2 separate regions of the Homo sapiens genome follow, and region 1 is linked to region 2. The links are chromatin contacts, found by Hi-C or POLR2A ChIA-PET in ENCODE. All regions are on one chromosome and are shown on one strand. Each heading gives the region's core, a stretch centred on a gene start or an enhancer-like site at or near the end of the contact. The rest is flanking DNA. Distances are from core to core; before and after follow the strand shown.

Region 1 (6,240 bases), core at 1,181-3,680, 110 kb before region 2:
TCCAAATGGCTGCAGCAGAAAACTAGAAGGGGAGACAAACAGCTTTGCCAGCCAAAGGCCACTGAGAGGAGCGCAGGAGAAATGAGCTCAACGCTCTGTCTACACCCGGGAGCCACACAGGTGGGAGAGCAAATTAGCACAGCCTCCCTCCTTCCTCGACAAGGCCAGATCGCCAGTGGCACCCGGTAAACGGGTTAGTGTCCATGTCACTCAAACCTCTGCTCTGTGTGTAGACTGGTGTCTGTTTTATTTGAAATTACTTACCAACCTAGTCGCTCTCTTACTCTTGGCAACCAACAGAGCGATGGACTGGTGACAGCAGCAGCAGAGGCAGAGAGAGAAAGTGAGAAAAAAATGAGTGGGTTTATATGACAGTATTGTACATCAGAAGGAACAAAGCATAGGACTGTTCTCTTCACCTGGGTCCTGGAAGAATTGAGAGGGGCAGGAAGGAAAGCGCTAACAGTTATTGAGGGGTTTACTGCATGCCAGACACTGCTAATGGATTTACATGCCTTATGTCATCTAATCCTCATAGTAACTATAGAAAGCTGATACTATTGTTATTACTTCCATTTTACAGAAGAAGAAACTGAAGTTCAGAATGGCGAAGCAACTTCCCCAAGGCTTCCCAACGAATCACAATCCTGGCCTGGATTTTAGCAGAGTTAGTGTAATTTGAGAGCATCCTCTACTGACGATGATACACAATTCCCCATGTTTGTTGAATACCTACCGTGTGCTGCGTGTTTTAATTAATGACAACTGCATGCCATTCTTAGAATAGCTTTAGAAAGTACATGTCATACCCATTTCTGAGGAGTGGGGACTGAGACTCAAAGATGAATTTAACAAAGGTCCTATAGCTAGGAAGTGGGGGAGCTCAGATTGAAAGCACATCTGAGTGACTCCACAAGACCACAAGGCCCTCCTCATAGGCACACCCAGGGCAGCTCCCACCCCTCCTCGTTTGGCCCAGGAGGGCACAACAATAAACAATACTAGAACAATCATGGTGGTCTTTTTTTTTTTTTTCCTTTGGAGACGAGGTCTTGCTCTGTGGCCCAGTTTAGATTGTGCAATGGTGCTATCACAGCTCACCGCAGCCTCGACCTCCCAGGCTCAAGCAATCCTCCCACTTCATCCTCCCTAGTTGCTGGGACCACAGGCACGTGCCACTATGCCTGCCTAATTTTTTATTTTTTGTACAGATGAAGTTTCACCATGTTGCCCAGGCTGGTCTCAAACTCATGGGCTCAAGAGATTCACCCACCTTGGCCTCCTAAAGTGCTGGGATTATAGGCGTGAGCCACCACGCCCAGCCCATAGCAATAATGGAACACTGCCTGAGTTATTTTCAATGTGCTAAGCACCCTTCATTTTATTGTTACCACAGCCCTGTCTGTGAGTGAGTGGCTTGACCTCAATTTCACGATGAGTAATTCGAGGCTTACAAGGGCAGGGCACACAAGTCACCTGAGCAGAGCTGGCGTCTCGGGAATGTCCAGCATACTGCCTGAGACATGACATCTCACAGGGGACAACATCGACTCCGTCCTCTCCTTTCCACTCAACAGACATTCGCCTTTTGGCTGAAGAAACTCTCTAATGCAAGTTGTTAAGGAGGCAGCAAAGGACGTTTCAGGGTTTCATTCTAAGCAGGTTTCCCTAAAAGAACCTTCTAGAAGTTATAAGCAGTGTGGGTCACTCAAAGGTCTGGCAACCTTTCTCTCCAACTTGAACTTTCCTCAGGCTGAAGCCTCCCACATTCTGCCGCAGACATCTCAGGAAACGTCTCTGTCCTTTCAAGTCCGTGAGATTCCAGCCGAGGCCTGACCTCACACTCAGCCTGGCCCGCTCCCTGTCGCCAGGCAGCCAGTTCCTTGTTTTTCCTCCCATAATGATGGATACAACCTGTCAGGAAAGCTGGGAATATTCTTAGCTCCTAACTGATTTTTATCTAAATTTAACTCTGAGCCACAGCACAGCACAAGCAGACTTGCATCCAGAGGGCAGCCAACATTTTCATGGCGACACATCACAACGGAGGCTTGGTATTTCTCAGATGCCCTGGCTTGGCTTGAAGCTAAAATAAGACAAATGGCTCTTTAGGAAAAAAATCTTGATCTTGTAGTACTAGAACCATCAGACTGTAGAGTTGGAGAGAAACTTAGATTTATCCAGCCTCATTCTACAGATCAGGAAACTGAGGCCCAGCAAGCACGGGCCACTTGAACCGCAAAGCTTGGTCTTGCTTTTTTCACAATACCACATTGCCTCTAAGGAACACAATGAGCAAATTAGATGGGACATCTGCAGAGGGCCATAACTTTTTATTTTGTAAATCATAAAATCAAATGTTCTGGGTCATGCAGCTAAAGCTGGTTGAACCCTGATCTCTAGTAAACAGCACCAACTGTCTGATTCAGCACATTTAATAAGCCCATGGAAAGTGGACTTTTTCCAAGGTTCAGAGTCTAAAAAAAGTTCCAACTGAAACAATTCAGCAAGTCATTCTCTCTCGCTAGAATGCTGGCTCCTGGAGAGGGGGGCATTATCAGTTTGATTCACTGTTCTATCTCTGAAGCCTGGAATCGCACCTGGAACATAGTGGATGCTTGATAAATATATATTGAATGGCAGACTGAATGAATTAATGAACGAATGAACAAATGAATAATTAGGAGGAACAGAACCATTAGGCCTGAATGACTGCTTGTAGGAAAGGGAGGGCAAAGCCACCAGCAAAATAAAGTGAGATTGTGCTTTTCCATTCTTCACCCACCAAGCTATGCAGCAATCGATGTCTTCTAGGAATTAGATAAAAGGTTTTGCGTGGCCATACAATAAAATGCAGATGGAGATCCCCAAGTGGCCACTATCATTCACACGGAAGGCTTGACTGAAGATTGGACTCAAAAGAAAAAGAAATAGAGGAACAATAAAAACAAGAAGCACGAAAATACGGTGTCCCAGTCGGGACCATGACCCAGAGGGTCACCATGGTTCTCCCAGCAGAATGCAGCAGTGAACTACAAGCCTCGCCTCTGAGCCAAGGTTTGAGAAAGGAGGACACGGCCTATTGTAATGGAGGAAAGAAGGTGGCTTTACTTTTGTCCCATTCCTTACCTTAGTAAGTTTGTGGGAAAAGAGGCCATCATTGCTACAGTATGTTTAATTGAAAAATCACCATTCTTGCACAGACCCGGCTGAATTAATACATTCTGAGGCTCAAATGGTATCAGGTGTCCTAGGCCCTACATTGTTAACACATTTATTTTTGCAAGCAGGTCACTATATATAAATACAAAAGGTTGTGTTTGTGTATATTTGAAGGCACATGATATGGGGAGTAGGGTGAAGCAAAAGGGGCAAGAGAAAAATCAAGATTTATAAAAAAGAAATCCAAATACAGCTTTATGCATTGAATGCCATATACATTCAGCATTGTGCTTTAAACAATTTTTTTTTCCACAGTGGGTGGGGGGTGACAAGAAGGGAATGGGGGTTTCTAAAAGAAAGGAAATGGCATTCAAAAAGTAAATAAAACAGAATTCTTGACTTCTTAGAGCTTTAACTTATTAGGAAGACAAACGCAATGAAACTTTCATAGACAAAATAAATATTATACATATTAAAACATAATAAGGCATTAGTGAATTGGTTTTATAAAGTGTGTGGTTCAGGGAGTCCCAAGAAAGGAAGTTCTAGGTGGGTCAGGTCAGTCAGGGAAGGCTTCCCAAGGGAGGTTCCAGAACCTGGTGGAAGGCGGCTAAGGTTTAGCTGACAGGAGCTGTTTGAAACTGTAGGCCGGTGGCAGGACAGTGTGAGCCCCTCCATAACTATGGGAATTTATGTATTTCACAGGGGAGAAAAGGCCACCATGAACAATTAAAAGAAGGAATGGAATGAAGTGGTCTATTGGAGTGTTTGAGCTGGTTTTTTGTTTTGTTTTTCAGATGGAGTCTCGCTCAGCCACCCAGGCTGGAGTGCAGTGGTGTGACCTCGGCTCACCACAACCACTGCCTCCTGGGTTCAAGCGATTCTCCCGTCTCAGAATCCCGAGTAGCTCGGATTACAGGCACCCAACATCATGCCTAGCTAATTTTTGTATTTTAGTAGAGACAAGGTTTCACCATGTTGGTCAGGCTAGTCTTGAACTCCCGGCCTCAGGTGACCCACCCACCTCGGCCTCCCAAAGCGCTAGGATTACAGGCGTGAGCCACCATGCTCGGCCTGTTTGCTTTTTAGAGACAGGGTCTCGCTCTGGCATCCAAACTTCAGTGCAGTGGTATAATCATATCTCACTGCAGCCTCAATCTTGGGCTCAAGTGATCCTCCCACTTCAGCCTCTTGAGTAACTGGGATAACAAGCATGTGCCACCACACCCAGCTAATATATATATATATATATATATATATTTTTTTTTTTTTTTTTTTTTTTTTTTTGAGATGGAATCTTGCTCTGTTGCCCAGGCTGGAGTGCAGTGGCGTGATCTCGGCTCACTGCAACCTCCACCTCCCAGGTTCAAACAATTCTCCTGCCTCATCCTGAGTAGCTGGGATTATAGGTGTGTGCCACCACACCTGGCTGATTTTTGTATTTTTAGTAGAGACGGGGTTTCACCGTGTTGGCCAGGCTGTTCTCAAACTCCTGACCTCAGGCGATCCACCCGCCTTGGCCTCCCAAAGTGCTGGGATTACAGGCATGAGCCACCCTGCCCGGCCACCACCACTATCACCGTTATCATCACCACCACTATCATCATCACCACCACCATTTTCTGAGTGTTCACTCTGGACCAGCAACACTCTGGTTGTTACTGACATTAAGCCCTTGACATGTAGTTTACTCATTGACCCCTCACAACTACCCTGTAGAGTATGTATCATTTTTTATCTCCACATTGTGAACGAGGAAACCAAAGCTTGGAGGGTTAAATCACTTGTTCTAGGTCACATTAGTGGCCAAGTCTGGGTTCAAACCATTTCTTTCTTTCTCTCACGCCATCTACTTCGTGCTATACCCAACTGACTAAATTCTGCTCCTGGCAGCTTTGCAGAATAGTTATATGGAATTATTAAGTAGATGTTCTTGCTCTACTCGAATGCAACATTTATCACAGAGGTGGAAATTGTTAGAGGATTTCCCATAATGTATTTTACATGCATATTATTAGAATTACTCAGGGGTGAGGAAAAAAAAGTTCCCAGGAAAAATATTTGGGCTTTTTTGGTTCTGGTTTTGATGTTATCATAACCTATAGGTGTCCCCTGGACAAACTATCTAGAGTTCTTGGAGTTTTTTTGTTATTGTTTAATTAGTGTCATACATAAAAGTCAAATGGGCTCTAATTTAGCATTTCCTCTGACTAATCTCTGACCTGGGCTTGGCATTTCAATAGCTGAGCCTCAATCACAAGAGGTTCGAAAAAAAATTCCTAAGCAGTCAGTACTGACAGTCCATTGCACAAATGTGGAAATTGAGGTTTGCAATAATCACAAATCATGTAACCTTGTACTCTGACTTGAATTCCAGGGAGGACTGTGACTGTGACATATCCCAGTTTTGAACTCCCTTAGAACATTAGCTGGACATTTCTGGTATCCAGGTTCCTTGCATCCTTTTCATCCCCACACTTGCCTCCTTCCTTCCACTGGGCTGTCAGCTCTACATACATGCAGACAAAATCAGTTTCTTGGCCATCTCTCTATCACCAGTGTCAGCTTCAGGACTGGTTGGCACTGGGTAAGTACTCAGAGACTGTTGAACTGAGGAATAAAGAGAAAGCTGATGGTCTTGCAATGGAAGGAAAAGGAGGATAGCATACTGGAGGTTACAGATAACAGTCTCATTTTTCTGGATGAGAGATATGATTCCTGTACATGTATGAGGAGTTTCTTGCAACATTGGGCATGACAAGTCAAATCTATACATAACCCACATCTTCAGCAAGAAGGGTTGGTTATATAAATTATACACTCAGAGCAAATTATGTGAATAGATATTTCTTTAAAGAAGATATACAAATGGCCGACAAACATGAAAAAATGCTCTACATCACTAATCATCAGGGCAATGCAAATGAAAACCACAATGAGATACCTACTTACTCCTGCAAGAATGGCCATTAAAAAGTCAGAAAACAATAGGTATTGGCGTGGATGTGGTGAAAAGGGAACACTTATACACAGCTGGTGAGAATGTAAATTAGTACAACCTCTATGGGAAACAGTCTG
Region 2 (6,305 bases), core at 1,301-3,800:
GTGGAAGCTGGGTGAAACTGACCAACAGACATTTACAACACATTTCTGTTAGGTTGTGTACTTGGGTTCTGGGCCACAGGGAGTCTTTCTGGATGCCATTTTCCCCAGACATTTTGGGAATGGGAAGAAATCCACCCTGCTTTCAGAGTTATAAAAGGGAAGGTCTTCAAAGGACTTTTTTTCCAACAGGCATTTTTCCAAAGAAGATACATAAACAGCCATTAAGCACATAAAAAAATGTTCAACATCACTGATCATTAGGGAAATGCAAACCAAACTACAATGAGATACCACCCCACACCCATTAGGATGGGCACTATCAAAAAAAAACAGAAAATAACAAGTGTTGGTGAGGACGGAATCCTCGTGCACTGTTGTGGGAAGGTAAAATAGTACAGCTGCTATAGAAAACAGTATGGCAGTTCTTCAAAAATCTAAAAATATGATTACCCTATGATCCAGAAATTCCACTTCCCAATTTCCACCCAAAAGAACTGAAAACACCCATGTTCATAGCAGTGTTATTCACAATTCCTAAAATGTGGAAGCAACCTAAATGTCCACTGATGGATGAAAGGATAAGCAAAATGTGGTCTATACATGCAATGGAATACTATTCAGCCCTAAAAAGGAATATGCTACAATATGGAATAAACCTTGAGGACATTATGTTGAGTGAAATAAGCCAGTCACAAAAACGACAAATACTGTATCATTCAATTTACATGAGATACTTAAGAGTAGTCAAAATCATAGAGGAAGAAAGTAGAATGGTGGTTGGCTAAGGGCTGCGGTGGGGGAAGGAAGGAATGTGAAGTTATTGTTTCATGGGTACAGTTTCAGTTTTGAAAGATAAAAAGAGTTCTGTGAATGGATGGTGGTGATGGTAGCGTAACAGTATGAATATACTCAGTGTCACTGAACCATATGCTTAAAAATAGTTAAGATGGTCAATTTTATGTTATGTGTATTTTAACACAATAAAATAATTGGAGGAAGAAAAGTTGAAGGGGAGTCCTATAGTAACAGGGGCTCCTTCCAGCACCCTCTAGTCTACAGGTACCCATTTCCAGAAACTGAGGGGGAAGTCTCCCCTACCAAGGAGTCTCTTCAGTTTCACAAGTGTGAGTTGCTACAATGCGGCATGCTTTGCAGGACTCACCTAAACACCTTTCTTCCCTACTCGCCCCTTCCCCTTTAGCCATCACGGGGACACAGCCTTGGGCCTGGAGTGAAAGATGACTTGGTTGAGTGCCATTATGGAATCTGTTGGCCAAGACCTGAAGGATGAACCCCCTAGCCTGGAACCTCCCCAGGCTGCCATTGCCCTCACTAAATCACAGGAGAATGCCACCCTTTGTGGAGGATTTTTCTGAGCAAGCCACACTAAGAAGGGGCAGAGAGCAGGGAGCACAGACACTAGGGTCTTGGCTGCACCCAGTCTATGCTTCCCAGAGTCCCACCCATCTGGACGGGAGCTCAGTTCCTGGCTCCCTGTCTTCCTGAGTGGCCCTAGTTCACCTGATCCCTTCTGCTGCACTTGAGTTCTAACTGGTACTCTCTCTAACACACTATCTAATACCAGCCTTTAGACCCATAATGGGAGTTACAGCGTTCACTTTGAGCATCCACTATGGGCCAGGCAATATGAATGTATTTAATGAGTGTCCACTATGGGCCAGGCAATATGAATGTATTATTTCATTGAATTATTCAACAACCCCACATGATAGGTATTATTATTACTCTCATTTGAAAGATGAAGCCCCTGAGGCTCAGAGAAGTTTAATTGTCCTAAGCTCGGAATCCTTGGGAGAGCTCCAATGAAGATTGACGTTATTTTTGAGGCTTTTAGAGTAGGATTTATACTACGTATGTGCTTGTTTTAATGAGACAAAGGCCTGATATGGAAGCAAGTGGACTCAAGAAGTTTCCAGATATATTCCAGCTAAGTAAATTCTATTTATTCATCAAATCCTACCTGCTCTGTGCAGTCTTCCCTGACTGTTCCATTCCACAAGGATTCCTTCTTCCTGAACCCTGGTCGTATCTCTACCATCTCCCAGAGTGGGCAGTGTTTTTTGGGTTTGCCCTTCTCCACCACCAAAGTGTAAGGCCCCCAAGAATAGAGACTGTGACTTCTAATTTTTTTTTTGAACTCACGTGATGCCTAGGATTAGATGCAAAGAAGATTACCCTGGTTAAAGGAGCTGAACATTGAAAGGAAGAGATGCAGCTCATTTTAAGCCTTCACTATTAAATCCCATCCATTTGTCAAGACACAGCTCAGACAGCCCAACCTCCACACAGCTTTTCTGAACACACCAGCTGGAAGTCAGCAGCTTCATTTTCAGAATACCCATTTCAGTGAAAAGAACTTTAGTGTCAGACTCTGGCAGACCTCTTTTGAATTCTAGTGCTGTTGCTTCTCAAGTGGTAATCTTGAGCAAGTCACTTCATTCCTCCCAGCCTCGGTTTCATTGTTTATAAAATGTGAATAATAGTTTCTGCCTCACAGGGTTGTGTAACTGTAAATGTTGTCATGCATTTGAAAGAATGCCTGCACAGGAGACGTGCTTCAACATGGGAGCCATTGTCACTACTATCTCATCAGACTGCCTTATATTGAAGGCATTTACATGTGCATCTTTTCCAACCCTCTAGAGGAGTGGTTCTCAAACTCTAGGGTATATCAGAAGCATTTAAAATGAAGAAACGTAGAACATATAACTGACCTACAAATCAGAATCCCCATTAGGCATGGGAGATGGTGGGGACTTGGCAACTCTCTTTTTAACAAGCCACCCACTCCACGGCAAGTGATTCTGATACGTGCTCACCAAACTTGGAAAATTCTGCTAGACAATATTTGATTCCCAAAATCTTTTCCATGGAAACTTGAGTCTCCAAAGAGCTTCATCCAGACCAGTGCTTCCCAAACTTGGCTGGATTGGAATCAGACCAACATCTGAGGGTGGCCCCTAGAGATTCCGATGCTGGTTTGGAGTGTGACGTGGGTGTCAGGGTTTCTAAAAGATGGGAAAAAAAATTCTAACAGTCAGTCAAGGTTGAAAACCACTGTTCCATTGGATCTTGACCCCAGGTTTCTATAGCAATACCTCTGAGGCTTCAACCAGAGCAACTCAGATTTTACGTGTGTTATTACATAAACTGAGCCTCCATCTAAGATTGATTTTGCAGAACGGATTCTTCTGCTTAAAAAAAAAATGGTAATTTTGCAAACAACTGCTCTAGCCTGTCAGTAAGAGCCATGAGGTCCCAAAACCTGGCTTTTATTCACCTTTGTGTATGTCCCAGGGCCTTACAACATAGTAGATGTTTAATAAATATCTGGTGGAAGGTTGAATAGCTTCATTTGTTATCTGACTCCAATGAAGTTTCCTGTTGCCTAGCAGAGCAACCTAACAATTTTTTAAACATCTAAACTCCAACAGCCTTTTCCTCAAACTTCAAACCTGAAACAGAGAGTGGAGCGGACAGCCATCCTGAAAATATGCTGACATTTCTCCTTGGGGTCAAATATACTATGCAAGTACCTAATGACTGATGAATATAAGCAAATGTGATTTTCATCAGCCGGGAGGAGCATGACATATGTAGGCAGCACAGGCCTCCTAGGCTAATATTTGGATTATTTCATCAGTAACTGTCAAATCACAAGAGCATGATAAAAACTTGCAGGAACTTCATAGTAAACAGTTTAACTGGCCCCCGTCAATACATTTGAAGAAAAAAATTTCCTGCTGCCAAAACACACAGGCACAATGCCTGCAGCACAGGCCTGTGGCCAACAAGAGCCTGATCCTCAGGCAGCTCTTCTAGGTTCTCCACCACAGAGGCTTTCAAGAAGCCTCTTTCCCACTCAGACCTCACCCAAATCCAGCCCTCCATCCCTTCAGTTGGCACCCGCAGGAGGATGAGTACTGCAGGGATCTGGGGGTGAGCAGCACCGCCTTCAAAACTCAGCTTGTCCACTGGCTCTAGGTCCTCTGATTCCTCAGGTGTAACATCTACTTCATCAGGTCACGTCCTTAGAGCCACGATGGCCTGGGTTTCAAGCCTGACTCTATTTCCTTACCTCTAAAATGAAGATGCTATTAGCAACTCTCTTATAGGACCATGAGTGTAAAGTGATAAGAACAGTGCCTGGGGAGGCCACGCACGGTGACTCATGCCTGTAATCCCAACACTTTGGGAGGCCGAAGCGGGCAGGAGTTCGAGGCCAGCCTGGCCAACAAGGTGAAACCTCATCTCCACTAAAAATACAAAAATTAGCTAGGCGTGGTGGTACATGCCTGCAGTCCCAGCTACTAGGGAGGCTGAGGCACAGGAATCATTTGAACCCAGGAGGTGGAGGTTGCAGTGAACTGAGATGGTACCACTGCACTCTAGCCTGGGCAACAGAGCCAGACTACATCTCAAAAAAAAAAAAAAAGAACAGTGCCTGGTACAGGATGGATATTTAATAAACCTTAGCTATTATAAATTTGCAATTCTAAAATTAAGAGTTTTGAAAATCAAGATTTGTCTTTCCTTTTCAGGCTTTTGTCAGTTTGGTGACAAAACTCATTGGCCAACAAACCTGATCTTTTTTTTTTTTTTGAGACGGAGTCTCTCTCTGTTGCCCAGGCTGGAGTACAGTGGTGCGATCTCGGCTCACTGCAAGCTCTGCCTCCCGGGTTCACGCCATTCTCCTGCCTCAGCCTCCCGAGTAGCTGGGAATACAGGCACCCGCCACCACGTCTGGCTAATTTTTGTGTGTGTATTTTTAGTACAGATGGGGTTTCACCACGTTTAGCCAGGATGGTCTCGATCTCCTGACCTCGTGATCTGCCTGCCTTGGCCTCCCAAAGTACTAGGATTACAGGAGTGAGCCAACGCACCTGGCCTCAAACCTGATCTTAACCGATATCAGGCTACTTATGATCTTTTTGTTGTATCCTGCTTGGTGAGAACATCCATATGTTTCATTGCAGAAATAATAATGTGTTTGATTATGGGATGCTGTCCCATACGACGGAAGAAATGCTATTAACATGTGAAATATGTCTGAATTACCTTTCTAAAATCTGGGCAGTTCTGAATTCCAAAACATATTGGCCATATGCATTTCAGATAAGGGACTATGGGCCAGGCGCAGTGGCTCATGCCTATAATCCCAGCACTTTGGGAGACCGAGGTGGGCAGATCACTTGAGGTCAGGAGTTCAAGACCAGCCTGGCCAACATGGCGAAACCCCACCTCTACTAAAGATACAAAAATTAGCTGGGTATGGTGGTGCATGCCTGTAATCCCAGCTGCTCGGGAGGCTGAGGCATGAGAATAGCTTGAACCCGGAGTTGGAGGCTGCAGTGAGCCCAGATGGTGCCACTGCACTCCAACCTGGGTGACAGCGTGAGACTCTGTCTCAAAAAAATAAGGGACTATGGAGCTATGCTATTACGGCATTGTGGCTGGGATCAAAAGAGACAACGTACATCTAGCCTTCGGCTTTAGGAGCAGACCGTCCTAGAGGGTGCTCAGGTTCCCATGTAGAAAGAGAGAGAGAAGGAAGCATTCCTTTGGGGCTGCCTCTCTCCTTCCCCCTCCATGCTCAGTCTTGGAACTCACTGTTCTTCACTCCTCTCTTCTGTCTACTCAAACTTGACTCATCCTTCAGAATTCAGCTGAAGAACCCTTCTTCCCGAAATGGTCCTCTCTCTCTCCAAACCCCTACTGCACCAGGTAAAGAGCATGTGGCTGGGGAGGCTGGATGTGTCGCATCTCCTTTCCACCTTCAGGCGGCTGGCAGTGACAGCTTCCATCACTGAGCTAAGACAGACTCTCATGCAGCAAGTGGCCACCGTGGCAAAGGGTGGCCATGGAGACTGATGCTGAACTGTGAGTGGGCAAGGGGGCAAGGCAGCCCACCTGATAAGCTCAGGCCCTGCCTGCTGGGCATTAACAGGGCTTGACAAATGAATTACGCATTTCTTAAGCAAAGAGAGCACATCTTACACTTTTTGTTCTTGTCCATATTTGTTTTTTGTTACTGTTTTTGCATTAGTATTCTCCCAGGATCTATCAGGAACCTAGGCACTAAGACACCCAACAAATACTGCCGGATGAATGCAGTGATCTGTTAGTATCTATTGCTTCACTCACTGACAAGCTCTTCTCAGCACCGCAATGCCTACTTTGGCATATTTATGCTTCTTAGAGCTATACCACTATTCTGATGACACTATGCCATTTCTAGAGTTTACATTTTATGACTCTGAAACAGTTTAGGTCCTTAGACATAT

The links. Hi-C counts contacts between places; a loop is a spot of excess contacts on that map. ChIA-PET counts read pairs that join two places held with the same protein, here RNA polymerase II (POLR2A). Pooled maps may share reads with other maps.
Region 1: a pooled map shows a loop between it and region 2 (2.7-fold over the local background). The contact joins two enhancer-like sites. A Hi-C loop is called at or near these places in 1 of 168 maps with a recorded cell type or tissue (tibial artery) and 1 of 50 pooled maps. POLR2A ChIA-PET finds 5 or more read pairs at or near these places in 1 of 52 experiments (activated CD4-positive, alpha-beta T cell).

The regions. Positions count from the first base shown.
Region 1 is chr15:71,324,883-71,331,122 of GRCh38, reverse strand. The region is part of intron 6 of THSD4 (thrombospondin type 1 domain containing 4); the gene reads right to left. Among named protein-coding and RNA genes, the nearest start is that of THSD4-AS1, 140 kb to the right of the region's middle. Within about 2 kb of position 2,430, at least 3 of the 41 ENCODE cell types and tissues checked have a DNase peak (open chromatin) inside an H3K27ac peak, as active enhancers do.
Region 2 is chr15:71,215,941-71,222,245 of GRCh38, reverse strand. All of the region lies in intron 4 of THSD4 (thrombospondin type 1 domain containing 4), which reads right to left. Among named protein-coding and RNA genes, the nearest start is that of THSD4-AS1, 30 kb to the right of the region's middle. Within about 2 kb of position 2,550, at least 7 of the 41 ENCODE cell types and tissues checked have a DNase peak (open chromatin) inside an H3K27ac peak, as active enhancers do.